3 separate regions of the Homo sapiens genome follow, and all the other regions are linked to region 3. A link is a contact called in ENCODE Hi-C or POLR2A ChIA-PET data. All regions are on one chromosome and are shown on one strand. Each heading gives the region's core, a stretch centred on a gene start or an enhancer-like site at or near the end of the contact. The rest is flanking DNA. Distances are from core to core; before and after follow the strand shown. Region 1 overlaps DIP2C (disco interacting protein 2 homolog C). Region 2 overlaps DIP2C (disco interacting protein 2 homolog C). Region 3 holds the start of ZMYND11 (zinc finger MYND-type containing 11).

Region 1 (4,582 bases), core at 2,067-4,566, 330 kb before region 3:
ATTACTGATCCATTTCTGAAGAAGCATCTATTAGTGATTGGTGCTCACTCTTAGAGCAGTTCTTCATGGAACTGTGGGGACGACGTAGGATGACGTCCTTCCTGTGGTATCAGAGCCGTTCACGGAGCTGTGGGGACGGCGTAGGATGACGTCCTTTCTGTGGTATCAGAGCCGTTCACAGAACTGTGGGGATGACATAGGATGACGTCCTTCCTGTGGTATCAGAGCCGTTCACGGAGCTGTGGGGGTGACGTCCTTTCTGTGATATCAGAGCCGTTCACAGAACTGTGGGGATGACATAGGATGACGTCCTTTCTGTGGTATCAGAGCCGTTCACGGAACTGTGGGGATGACATAGGATGATGTCCTTTCTGTGGTATCAGAGCTGTTCATGGAACTGTGGGGTGATATTGTTCCCGTGGTGTCAGAGTAGTTCTTCGTGGAACTGTGATGATGATGTCCTTCCTTTGGGGGCTTAGTTTTGTCTAGTTGTGTTCCTTGCCACCCTGTTATTGCCTGAATGTAATCAATATGTGACAGGTGGATTCACATCAATGTTTTGACCAATACCATTAAACCGTTTTTATCTGACCGCATTAATGTTTTTTGTTATTCACCAAGTAATTGTGATTCATAGTCGAACATAATCTGTTAAAACACTTGGCATCCAATGGAGTAAGTTTCCAGAGAGTAATCTGGAATGAGCAAAGCTGGACGTTCATGGTATGTCCTGGTTACCTGAATTATATTGTTAAATTATTATCTAAGATTTATTTTAACAATTACTTTAATAACAAATATACTTTTAAATTTTCTTAAGAGCTTATACAGCTCATTCTGTATATTTATTACATTAAAAGGTCATAACTTGAGTCTATGTCTTGGGCCCTGTTGCTCTAATCCTGACTCCCAGGAATTCAGTTGCCACCTGTGGCTGAGTTTGTGTCTCTCCCTGCCTGTCAGTGGACCTTTGTGCTGTGAAAGGGACCGTGGCGGCGTCTAGCCAGGAGGGGTCTCCCTGGCGGTGGGAGAGCTTCCTCCTCAGTCCTGGCCCTCCTGTCTGTGGGCTCTGAGGCGCCGCCATGCCCAGTCCCGTGGGTAGCTCTGGCTTTGCTGTGGGGATGGAGGGCATGATTTGTTAGAGTCTGCTGACTCCGCTGAGTACAGTCACACCTCACTCTGCTGTTTTTATTGAAATCCAGGGGTGGACCAAGCTTTGCCGCAAGAACGCCGGGCTCCTGTCACTCCTTCCTCCGCCTCTCGCTACCACCGCCGACGGTCTTCAGGGTCACGAGATGAGCGCTATCGGTCAGGTAAGCACGGGGTGGGGTGATACAATACGTCCATCTGCCACCTGTGCCAGGACGGTGCCTGTGCCCAGCCACTGGGCGAGGCAGAAGTGCAGTGGGCGTGGACCTGCAGCACGCGAGGGGCCTCCAGCTTTCTGCACGGACACACCCTCTCGGGAGACGCCAGTGTCCGGTAAATAGCTCTTCACGTGGTTTACAAGCCCATGTTGGCTACTATTCAGAATTGCATATTAATTAAAAAGATTATAATCTCGTGCCAAATTTTTCTTTTTTAGGTGTCACTGTTAAATAACTTTTTAATCGTGGTTGCTAGTATAGTTTTTTCTTTTTCTTACCATCAGTGATTTGTTTTCTAGGTCTACTTTTCTAAACAGAAATGAAAACCATACATTGTTATGTGTTTCCTGTCTTTCATCTGTGTTTTATGATGCCGTCTGCACAGGGTTGTCTGGAGACTGAGTTGCCAGTGCCACCTGGGCTTGGCCAGCTGAAATTTCATTAATTTAGCAACAGAAAACTTAGGCTGTCGGGCGTGGTGGTGGGCACCTGTAGTCCTAGCTACTCATCAGGCTGAGGCAGGAGAAATGCTTGAACCTGGGAGGCGGAGGTTGCAGTGAGCCGAGATCACGCCACTGCACTCCAGCCTGGGCAACAGAGCAAAACTCCATCTCAAAAACAACAACAACAAAAACTCAGGCTGTGATTAATGTTTGAATTATTCTGAGAGAGTTTTTCCAACATGTAGGTTAAAGTTGCTTCTTTAAAAGAAAATTACCTGTGAATTCTTTTGTAGTTCCCAGGGCACCGGTGAGGGTAGGGGCGATCGCTGGTGATGGACCCGATTCGTGAATCCCTTTGTTTTGCAAATGCCCTTCACTGGCATCCTCACATTGTTCTCACATGGAGCTTTCATGATAAGCAGGTGAAGTCGTGACTGTTGTCTTCTGTGTCAGAAGAAAAAAGTGAGGCTAAGGGATGACGGAACTCACCTGGTGTTCGAGGAAAGCCTGTGAGTCTCGGAACTCACCTGGTGGTCGAGGAAGCCTGTGAGTGTCAGTCGTGCTGTAATGAATCTCTCTGTCCATGCAGGCTCATGTGATTAGCTGCTTCTGCATCCTCAGTTGCCGTCTGCCTGGCCTCCTGGCTCTGCTCCTCTTTCTGGAGAGGAGATTTTATGGCCTCAGAGAGTGTCACCCATGCAAAAGAGGACACACCTGAGAGCCTGAATGAAAAGCTGGTGCCACCTCCTGGGCGCCCCTGCTGCCTTCTCCAAGGAGGCTGTGACCCAGGAAAATGTGTGCGGATGGAATGAAGGAGAATTTGTTCCCAAATCCACCCTCTGTTGTTTCACACCTGTCTTAAGCCCCGACACATATTGAGACCTTCTCTTACTCATGTGGGTGTCTCGGAGGCCCCTGTCGAGTTCAGGAGTGTGGAGGCACCTGCGTACTGTCAGCCTGTGACCAACGCTTCCCTCACTGTGTGTCAGTGCTGCCATGCAGACACCCTGTCTGTGAACACACAACACACCCAGACATGCACGCAGGCTGAGTTCACATGGCTTCAGTTCTCACAGAGGCCAGTGGGGGTCTATCTTCCATTTTATAGATGAGGAAACTGAAGTTCAGGGAGGCTGTCCAATGGCTGACGATCACACGGGGTCGCTCCTCGCAGGAGGATGCAAGCCCATCTTTGGCCGGCCATCTTACCACACAGGAGATCCGCGTCAGTCGCCACTGCGTGTTTCCTACATTCTCTCTCTCTCCACGATGCTGCAGGGGTGTTGATAAACCCTGTGTTTACCTTCGGATCATGCCATCTTCACAATCCCAGCTACTCCACGAGATAAGCATGGCGGGTTGTGGTTGTCTCACGGTCTTCTCTCTTGATAAAAGCCTGAGAGAGGTGGGTGTAGTAGGAGATGGTTATCTCTTGGCTTGGGGTGCGTTTTCTGTTCATCCGTGCACCTTACCTCACCTCTTCAAAGGCAGGAAGGTGTGGAAGAGAGAGGCACATGGCAGAGGGGGTGGCTGAGAGTGGCAGGATGGGTGGAGGAGACCGACACTTCAGCTCAGAGTCTGCAGGCTCTGCTCTGGAGGGGAAGCTAGACCCAACGTGAGAAGCACGGTTCATTTCTCCTGTTTTTGTAAAATTGTGAAATATGGCGCCTCTTCACACACAATCTCTCCCGTTCCCCATCCTGACTCATGTCTCCATCGCCATTATAACCACATGATACTCTGTCTATCTGCATGTCTGTGTATTCGTTATTTACCTACCTGTCAATCATCCATCCATTTATCAACCTCTCTGCATCTGTCTACATATTCGCCAATCATCTACTTACCTATCAAGCATCCATTTACGTCCACCATCCGTCCATCTATCAAACATTTCATCCATTTACCCCACTACTCAGCCATTCTTCCACCATCCACCTCCCCACCTCTCACTTTCTTCCATAAGAATACGAGGTCCACACAGGCCAGGATCTCTGTTCTGTTCATTCGTGTAGGCCAAGCACCTGAAATACTGCCTGGCTTCTATATTTTGAAGGAAGATGAGGGAGTGTGACACATTTGGGGAACGGCAAGAAGTTAGGTAGGAGCGGCTGGGTTATAGCATCTTGTGCATCACGCTCGGGAATTTGGACTTGATCCTGAAGATGATGGGATCCACTAGAATATTTTAGGTGAAGGGACAGTGGGGGCCAGTCAGGGTTTGAAGATCACTTTAGCAGCAGCATGGAGCATGGGCTGAAAGTGGGGGAGTCCAAACAACCCTGAATGCCTGAAACTGATGTGTACTTAAGAGATATCTGTCAGGGCTGGGTGCTGTGGCTCATGCCTGTAGTCCCAGCACTTTGGGAGGCCGAGGCGGGCAGATCACTTGAGTTCAGGAGTTCAAGACCAGTGTGGCCAACATGGCGAAACCCCATCTCTATGAAAAATACAAAAATTAGCCAGGCATGGTGGTGCATGCCTGTAATCCCAGCTATTCCAGAGGCTGAGGTGGGAGAATCTCTTGAACCCGGGAGGTGGAGGTTGCCGTGACCTGAGATCATACCACTGCACTCCAGCCTCGGCGACAGAGTGAGACTGTGTCTCAAAAAAAAAAAAAAAAAAATCAGTACCAGTGAGATTTGAGAAATGCTCAAAAGATAATAGCAATAGGACCTGAAGGTTGGGTTAATATGGAGGAACATGAGAGGAAATCAGGGTGACCTTGATGTCCTAGTTATGCACCTGCACAGAGGATAGTCTCCGATTCTG
Region 2 (4,401 bases), core at 1,672-4,171, 320 kb before region 3:
AATTCTGTTGAGTTGTGTTTGTGAAGTGTGACAGAGGCATGTGAGGACAGTGGTTTCACTTCTTAGTCTCAGGGCTGTGCACAGAGGCTCTAGCAGGTCCTGCTGCTGCTGGGGTCTCTGGCCTCTGTGTTGCATGGCAGCCAGCAGCTCACCCCCAGCTCCGACAGCTTTGTAGGAGCTTCTCCAGCAATATCCCTCCCTGCCTGAGATGGCTGCAGGCAGCGTGGTCTCCTTGGAGCCCCTGTGCTGTGTTTGCCCTGACAGCCCTGAGTCCAGCTGTACCTGTTACATTCCCTCATTCCTTTCTCATTCAGTATTTATGCATCTGCTTCTTTTCTCTTTGCTTTGATAACACGTTAATGCTGCTTTAGGATCCCAAACTAGAATCATCTTCCATTTACGTGAAATTTTAAGCCGTCACTTCCTAGCCTCTCCCTAAGTGGAAGTATCCTTGACCACTTTCAGTGCTCTTCCTCAAAGATACTTAAAAATACTAGACAATCACTGCCCTCTGTCCTGACTGCTGAGCCTCCAGATTATTTTCTCCTATCGTTTTAAGCATTTGTATTTCAGGCATTTGCTGGAGTCTTTGACACTGTATGTCCAGCATGACCAGCAAATCTTGTTACTCTCGTGATGTTTGCACACATGTCTGTTGACTCCGCTGCAATCCTGCCTGGTACCTTCACCCGAGAGATTTCTGTTTCTCATTGTTTCCATTCCACGGCCTCTCATCTGGTGTCTCATTCATGTGGCCGGGTAAAACTGTATTCAGGGCATTTGTAATTAAGGCTTTGGAGGACGCTTGATCAGATGCTGTAATGGATTTCTGATGCTGCACAGCTGCTAGATTTCATTTATCAGCTCATTTTATGAAAAGGATATTGTGTTTTCAAGGGAATATTTGTTTTGTAGCAACCTGTTTACCCATGTTATATTTTCCTAAAAGTTCTTCATCTTATGAGCTCTTCTCACAGTGATCTGGGTTTTATGCAGAGCTCTGTAAACGTCTTTGTTCTCAGCTCATACCCTTTCCAGCACTGTGTGTTAATCCAACACTGCCCCCTTCCTCGCACTGGGGCCTCAGACTGGCCAGGCCTCCCGGTGATCCGCTGGCGTTGGCTCTCAAGGGAGATGGGTCCATCCTGCCCCGTGCCCTGTGGTCAAGTCTATCCCTCTTCTCTCGCCTCACCTGTGGGATTTGGGCCACTGGCCAGTGGACATGCGGCCTTTTAAGCTGGATGTCATAAGAGACCTCCTCAGTAGCGGTGTGTGGTGTTTTCTCTGCAGGAGGGCACCAGCAGAGCCACCCGGCTGTGCTGAGGACCCAGGAGGAGCAGCGAGAGGAACCAGGGGGCCATCGTGGCTTGGTTGCTTCGCTTCCCTCTAGGTGTCACGTTGTGAAAGGTCTTTCGACAAAGCGCTGTCCATTTAATCGCTATTGTAGATGTTAGTGGCCGGATGCTCCTTTCTGGCTTGGATATTTTGAGTTGGACTGGGATTATTAAACACAGCAACAACTTAGCACATGGAGGTAGATTCTGACTCACTTTAGTCACTCATAATTACACTGCGTGCTTCAGAAGCTGCTCTTCACCCCTGGGCAGGTTGTCCTTTTTCCACGTGTTTGCCGTGTTTTGATGATGGGGTTAGTGCGCGCTCTAAGGGTCTGCACTGAGAAGACCCCTTAGCGCTATCCCGTTATCATTATTTGCCTTAACATTGTTCCATGTAGAGTCTGACGGAATCTTCAGGGTGCTGTTTATGGATGTTTTGAAGTGTCACTGTGCCACTGATTTCCGGTTAAAGCAGAATGTAGACATCTTTTTGCAATTGTTTTTAGTGACTCCACTGGTTTGTGTTGCTGTCTTCTGCTGTGCAGTCCACAGTCTGACATCTTTGTGGTCCCCATGCTTCCCTCCTGCTCGTGTTACCCGATCCTGTGGGTCAGCTGTGAGGAAACCACTCTCTGTCCTCGTCTGGAGTCGCCCCGAGCTGGGTGTGCTGGTCTCCTTGTGTCGCCCTGAGCTGGGTGTGCTGGTCTCCTTGTGGGCAGAAGTATTCTTCTGTTACTGTTTTCTCAGTTTTTTGACCAAATGTAGCAGACTTGTGTATGGTGCAAACATTTCTTAAAATGTCTTTTGCCTTTATGGAAAAAAACCCGCATTTCTTCAAGATGTACCTTTCCTGTGTCTCCATCCTTCCCCACATGATTGCTTTGTGTTAGAGGGTGGTGTGTGTGCTCTATGGCCTCATTCCATCAAGCACTATATGTAACCTCTGATGGCAAAAGTGGTTACACTCAAGGCAGAAAACTTCGCAAATGTTGAAGAGAATGAACAAAAAACAATACGTTGTCATCTTGTCATCCTGAAATGGCTACTGTTAATATTTTGATGTAGTTCTTTCAATTCTTTTTAAGTAAAATTGCTTCTAACACAAGCACTTTAATTACATTGATTAAATTATAGTCAGGAAATAAGGAGAAAGTAAAAAGAATATCCAGTTTGGGGCAAAAAGAAAGACCACATAGAAAGAGGCTGTAAAACTCCCTACAACTTGAAGAAAAGCTGGGTTGCGGTGGTTGTGGTTTTGTTTTTACTGCGAGAGACCACATGATTATTCTGGGCACTGAAGGGCGATAGGATAATACCCTGTGAGTGTTTTGGTGGCCGAGTAAATCCCAGTCCCACGTCCTCTTTCCAAGTAGACAAAGTGTTGAGGTTTGAGGTGGTGGTTTGGTAACTTTTTGAAAATCTGTTTGTAGGACTGCACTGCAGAGATTAGGTTAACCTGACTTAGAATCGAATGATCTGTTCAGGCTGTGGGAGCTTTCTATACCAGGTGTACGTACGCCTGTTCCGGATGTGGTGTAGAAGGAACAGGGCTGGGAGGGTTTGTTGCTTCACCAGTCACCGCCCACAGGCAGGGGCTGGGGAGCACAGCCCGGTGCTGCAGAGATGGGCTTTGAGACTCCCTCCCTGGCCCTGAGGAACTCACAGGCTGAATTTAGACGATGCCGTTATTGAGGCATAGACAGTATATTTTATACCCACACATATGGACATATACATACATGTACGCACATACAGACCTGTACATGTCTGTGTGTGTGTAAGTGACAGAACCAACCTGGCTTTTGTGCTATTTCCTTCGTCTTTTTAGTTGCCTCAGTTGAAACAAGATGTGTTCCTTGTTGGAGGTGAGTGGTTTCATTGTTCCAGACCAGTCATGGAAATGCCTGCAATTATCAGTGTTTCTGTTTTCTCTTGGGAAGCTCTTCTGGGAAGGAAGTGTACTTTCCAAGGCTGTTGGTTGGCCTGTCGTCACCCTGGGGGTCTTGGTGTGGGTCACAGACCCAGGTGCTGTGGCTGCTCATGCGTGGAGCTCTGTCTCTCTTGCTGCTGCTAGTAGACAGCTGATCACCAACAAAGTGTGTGTCCCAGTGGCCTTTCAGAAGAATTCTCTGCATCATTTTTATACAGTCTTTTTTATTTTCAATGTCAACATTGTGTGTTGCAGCCAAGTGATATGTTCTGCAGAAGCAGGAAGTGTGGCCCAAGAGAGAAATAAGGGAATTGATCCATAACTGATACCAGCTTTTATACAGTTGAGCCATTGTAATTGATACGTAAACATCTTAAATCTGTAGAAGTGAGTCAAGGTGCCAGATCCTGACAAGTGCCAAATGTCTACGTGGGACCTCTCTTGTGTCGGGTCCACATCACAAGAAGAAAAGTCATTCAAATGCAACACGGGACCATTGTAATTTATACATAAACATGTTAAATCTGTGGAAGTGAGCCACGGTGCCAGACCCTGACAAATGCCGAATGTCTACGTGGGACCTCTCTTGTGTCGGGTCCACATCACAAGGAGAAAAGTCATTCAAATGCAACATGGAGTGGACGTGAAGCTTTCAGAAACGTCCGTGAATCAGAGCGACTGTTTTCCCATTTGCTGGATTCCCCATTCGAGATGGTGAGATTCCTGTTCCAAGGCTCCCTCAATTTCCCAGCACCCATTTCACTCCTTCCTGGAGATAACAATCTCACAATGATATCTTGTTCTCAGATTTTCTTTTTTTTTTTTTTTTGTTGTTGTTGACTGAAACATCTTTATTTGGCACATGACTGTAGTTGTGTGTGTGTATGTGTTTTTATTAATAGTTTATTAATATTTTCTTCATGGAATTAGGTAACTGAATGTGTTTACTTCTTTTTTTTTTTTTTTTAATTATACTTTAAGTTTTAGGGTACATGTGCACATTGTGCAGGTTAGTTACATATGTATACATGTGCCATGCTGGTGCGCTGCACCCACCAACGTGTCATCTATCATTAGGTATATCTCCCACTGCTATCCCTCCCCCCTCCCCCGACCCCACCACAGTCCCCAGAG
Region 3 (4,428 bases), core at 483-2,982:
CAGTACATATGACACTCGGTACTAGGTACACACTGCATCTGACACTGAGTACAGCTTATGTGACAAGGATAGTGCATGCATGGTGCATATGACATTGGGTACCATATATGCATGGCATATGACATTGGGTACTACCTACACACCATATATAACACTATGTAATGTATACATACTGTACATGCCACCAGATATATATACAAAACATAGATAACACCAGGTAGTGTATATACACTGTATATGACACCAGATACTATATACCTAACGTATATGACATTGAATACTGCATACACACCGCATATGGCAGCACGGTACCGTGCACATACTGCACAAAATACCGGGAACCGCGTAAGGGCTGTATATGACACTGGGTGCTGCATACACAGTGTGAAAGGATACTATGTACACACCATATATGACCCCAAGTACTGTGTGCACACAGTATATGACACCTGGTACTATACACACCGCATATATGACACCAGGTACTACATACACACTGTATGTGACAACAGGTAAGGTAAATATATTCAATACTATCCAGATACTACATACACTCGTATATAACATGGAGTACCACACGCACAGCTCATATGGCAGCAGGGTACCAGGCACCTACTGCACACAATACCGGGGGCTGAGTGCACAGCCTAAGCGAGGAAGATACATGTACACACCGTGTATGATAGCCGGTACGACACCGGGTACTTCGAGCACACTGCATATGACACAGAGTACACACCATATATAATCCCCGGTACTGCGTACCCACCGCATAGGACACCGCACTGCACAACGAGCACTGGTACACACGAATAAAACAGGTACGGCGGTCACTCTGCAAAAGACACCGGGCACGGCGCACACATCGCCAGCTCCTCCTCCTCCCGGCTCGGGAGAAAAGCGCGAGGAGAGACTGCAAGTGAAAGTCCGGGTCCCGGCGCCCCCCCTCGTCCCAGCCGCGTCCTCAGCAGCTTCTCCCCGGAGCTCTGGGTGGGAGGAGGGCGGCGGACCCCACAGGACTGTCCCGGAGGTCCGCGAGGACCTGTTGAGGCGGCGGCCTCGCTGCCGGGGTCGCTCACAGCCCCGGGGGACCGACGAATCTCCGCCCCGGGCCTCGGGGCCAGCCCTGCCCGCCGCTCCCGGGCTAGCACACGACGTGCCGCGCCGACAAACGCTTCCTCTCCGCCCGCCACACGCCCGGAGCCGCGTTCCCCGCCGGCCCGGACTGCGCACGGGCCCAGGAGGCCTGACCGAAAGCGGGGCACAGGGCCCGGCGGGCGGTGCTCACGCGACTCCGCGGCTTCCCGGCCCGAGCAGGCCCCGCGCGGTCCTCCGGGGCCTCATCCCGGGGCCTCTTCCGCGGCCGCCCAAGGCGAGTGGGCGCGGGCCGGCAGCCTCCGCAGGCCCCGCCGCCGCCCTCGCAGGCCCCGCCGGCCCGGCCCGCCCCGCCATCCACAAAGCTCCCCGGCAGCTCGGAGCTCTTCGCGAGCGGGCGAGCGACCGTCAGCACCCACTGGTGCCGCCGCCGCCCCAGAGGCCGCGGCCAGGCAGGCTCCACCGCGCGGGCCGCGCCATCTCCACGGACGCCCCCGCCCGCCCCGCCGCCCCGCCGCCGAGCTTTCCCCACCATTATGCTCCGGCTCCTCCACCGCCGCCGCCGCCGCGCCCGGCCCTCCCCTCCGGTGCCGCCTCCTTCCCGCCGCCCGGCGCCTCTCGGGCCTGAGCCGGCGACGGGCGCGGGGGGCGGGGGGGACGCTCAGGCCGCCTCCTCCTCCTCCCTGCCGGCCTCCTCCCTCCTCCCCGGCTCCCCCCCGCCCGGACCCCGCCGCCGGCTCCGCGCGAAGGGCTCCGGGCTCGAGGGGCGCCATGTTTGTAATACTCCACCTCAGAGAACGCCGCGGTCGCGCCTGAGCGAGGGAGGCTAGGCGGCCGGGTCGCCGCGTGCGGGGTGAGGGCCGGGAGGGCACCGCCGCCCGCACTTACTCGCGTCTTCCCCTGGCGCCGCGGGCCTGCGGGGCCGGAGCGGGCGGCGGGAAGTTGGGCGCCGCCGCCCGGGAAAGTTGGGTCCCCGCGAAGCCGCGGCAGCCGCTCACATGGCGATGCGCGCGGGGCGGCCGCTCGGCCCCACCGGCCCCTCGGCCCGCCCGCCCTCGGAGTTTATTGTGTCGGGTCGAGGCGCCCCGCGGCCGGGCCGCGCACTGGGGGCTCTAGCGGCTGGCGCCGGACTTGCGCGCGGCCGGCCCGGCTCGCGGCCGCCTCCCGCCCGGGGCCGGAGCCGTGCACGCGGCTCCTACCTTCCCCACGTCCTGTCTTCGGCGCCTCTATCCGAAATTTGTTGGAGCATATTCCTCTGTCTCCACACATGCACTCCGTATCCACACACACGTGAAGGCTACGTACGTGCAGGCGCGCTGGAGCCGGGAGCGGGCGCCGAGGCCGGGGCGCGAGGGGGCATTGTCAGGCGCCGCCGCAGCTCAGCCCCGGGTGGACCCGGTGCCTGCCCCTGGCTCGCGGGGTCCGGAACAGCGAAGTCTGAGAAGTACGAGTGCTTCTCTTAACAACATTGTTTAGGTAGTCTGAACAGCCCTTTACTCCTGTCATCAAAAAGAGCGGTAGGGATACGCTAAGTTCCCCGTTTCATCTCTGCGCAAACAGGACCGCGAAAAGAACAGGACCACCCATCAGCAGCCCTGCAAGAACACTGCAGATTTGCGCGAGAAGTAGGTTATCTTCTATGGAGAGGAATTCTAGACCTAATCAGAGACGATCCCTTAAGACTCTGGTTTAAGAAAGGTTCGGAGATAAGCATACTTTGATAGCGTTCACCTGTTTTCCCTGAGGACCTTTCGCCACTGGGAGTCGGGGAACACCTGTCAGTCAGAGTCCTCTGCTCTGAAATTCGGTGAGTACAGGACAGCAAGGTGTTTTCAGGGAGACCGCATTCTCATAACTTTTACTACAGTATAGTGTTATAATTGTTCTGGTTTATTATTAGTGTTGTTAATCTCTCATTGTGCCTGACTTCTAAATTAAACTTTATTATAGGCAGGTGTGTATAGGAGAAAACGTAGTGTAAGTAAGGTTCAGCACTACCCCGGGTTTCAGGTATCTATTGGCCGTCTTGGCACGTGTCCCCACCTGAAAAGTCATTAGGAAGAGACGGTTGTAGGAATTTGGGGATTCTGATAAAATATATCAATCTGCTTCTACAGCTGGTTTCTAAGACTGTTAGAATTTAGAAATGGGTGGTACTTGAATAGGTCTGTGATATACACTAGTCAAATAAACACAATCTTTCATGCTATTCACAGCCCTCAATCTGATACATCCCAGAGAGTTTTTGATTATCTCAAAGAACATCACAGAATAATTGTAATTCATTTTAAGAGTAAATATATATCGCTAAAAATTTAGTAGAGGGGTTAAAACGTGTCAGAAGAAAAGCAAGCCATGCCTGGTTTGAATGTTGGGCCAGGAATTCCAACAATGAAGAGCTTTCAGTGAGTCACCTTTTTAAACAGTCTGTTACTTCATCTGTAAAATAGAGGACTGCATGGTTCTGTGTATTTTAGAGAAGGCACTCGAGTAAGACAACATCGTATCAATAAAAGGAAGCTTACCTTTTAGGAAAGAAGTGGCAGCATAACTCCACATTTTTTTCCCAGTTATACTTTGTAGGGATCATTTAAAATTTTATACGCAGATACCATCTCTCATTCAACCTAATGTAAGTTAGATAACTTACCCTGATTTTCCTGTTGGTTTTGCCTAGAATTTAACCCTTGGCTCTATTTTCCAAGTAAGGTGGTATTTATCCACTAAGATGAATACGAATATCCCTCCCCACATAAAACGCAAAAGCCATGGATAATGTACAATAGAAGAAATAAAACTATTAATAAATACTGACAGCTATTCTAATTCACTAGTAATGACACATTCAAACAACGTAACATTGCTTTTCTTCAAAGGACAGAATTCTTTTCCAGTGATAATGCTACTGATGGTTAGCGAAATGAACGCTTATATACACTGCTGGCAGAAAATTGGGTTGATGTCAACTCTCTTGAAATGCATACCAAGAGGCCATTAAAACAGTTTGATTTATCTCATTTGCCCCTCAGCTGAATGAATGTGTGTGTGTGGGTCTGGGGACCAAAGGTTTGAGGTTTGGAGGAAGCCCAGAAGACCAGTAACTAATTGCTGTGCTAGTATCTTACATGACAAAGCTATACTGTTTATACAATTGAATACAGACAGATTTTTACTTCTTGATTCTCCTTTTTGCATTGGTGAGTTTCAAAGCGGGTGCCACTGAGCCCTGGGGCTTCTCAGAGCTGTCGGGGAGCTGTCTCTGCAGGACCAAGACGTGGGAATACTCCTCCCGCCCCCAATCAGACAGCACTGCTCTATTTTCTAGAATGAGTG

Evidence for each region. Hi-C counts contacts between places; a loop is a spot of excess contacts on that map. ChIA-PET counts read pairs that join two places held with the same protein, here RNA polymerase II (POLR2A). Pooled maps may share reads with other maps.
Region 1: a map of CD4-positive, alpha-beta memory T cell shows a loop between it and region 3 (21-fold over the local background). The contact joins the enhancer-like site here to the promoter of ZMYND11 in region 3. A Hi-C loop is called at or near these places in 2 of 168 maps with a recorded cell type or tissue (CD4-positive, alpha-beta memory T cell and naive thymus-derived CD4-positive, alpha-beta T cell) and 5 of 50 pooled maps. POLR2A ChIA-PET finds 5 or more read pairs at or near these places in 1 of 52 experiments (Panc1).
Region 2: a pooled map shows a loop between it and region 3 (6-fold over the local background). The contact joins the enhancer-like site here to the promoter of ZMYND11 in region 3. A Hi-C loop is called at or near these places in 2 of 37 single-sample maps with no recorded cell type and 9 of 50 pooled maps. POLR2A ChIA-PET finds 5 or more read pairs at or near these places in 1 of 52 experiments (H1).

The regions. Positions count from the first base shown.
Region 1 is chr10:469,170-473,751 of GRCh38, reverse strand. It overlaps DIP2C (disco interacting protein 2 homolog C), which reads left to right. Exons shown (of 37, transcript NM_014974.3): 3 at 1,203-1,313. Among named protein-coding and RNA genes, the nearest start is that of DIP2C-AS2, 160 kb to the left of the region's middle. RefSeq lists an enhancer at 2,829-3,344. Within about 2 kb of position 3,316, at least 3 of the 41 ENCODE cell types and tissues checked have a DNase peak (open chromatin) inside an H3K27ac peak, as active enhancers do.
Region 2 is chr10:449,616-454,016 of GRCh38, reverse strand. The region is part of intron 3 of DIP2C (disco interacting protein 2 homolog C); the gene reads left to right. Among named protein-coding and RNA genes, the nearest start is that of DIP2C-AS2, 180 kb to the left of the region's middle. Within about 2 kb of position 2,921, at least 3 of the 41 ENCODE cell types and tissues checked have a DNase peak (open chromatin) inside an H3K27ac peak, as active enhancers do.
Region 3 is chr10:132,759-137,186 of GRCh38, reverse strand. It overlaps ZMYND11 (zinc finger MYND-type containing 11), which reads right to left and starts at 1,732. Exons shown (of 15, transcript NM_001370100.5): 1 at 1,628-1,732. RefSeq lists silencers at 2,305-2,483, 931-2,490.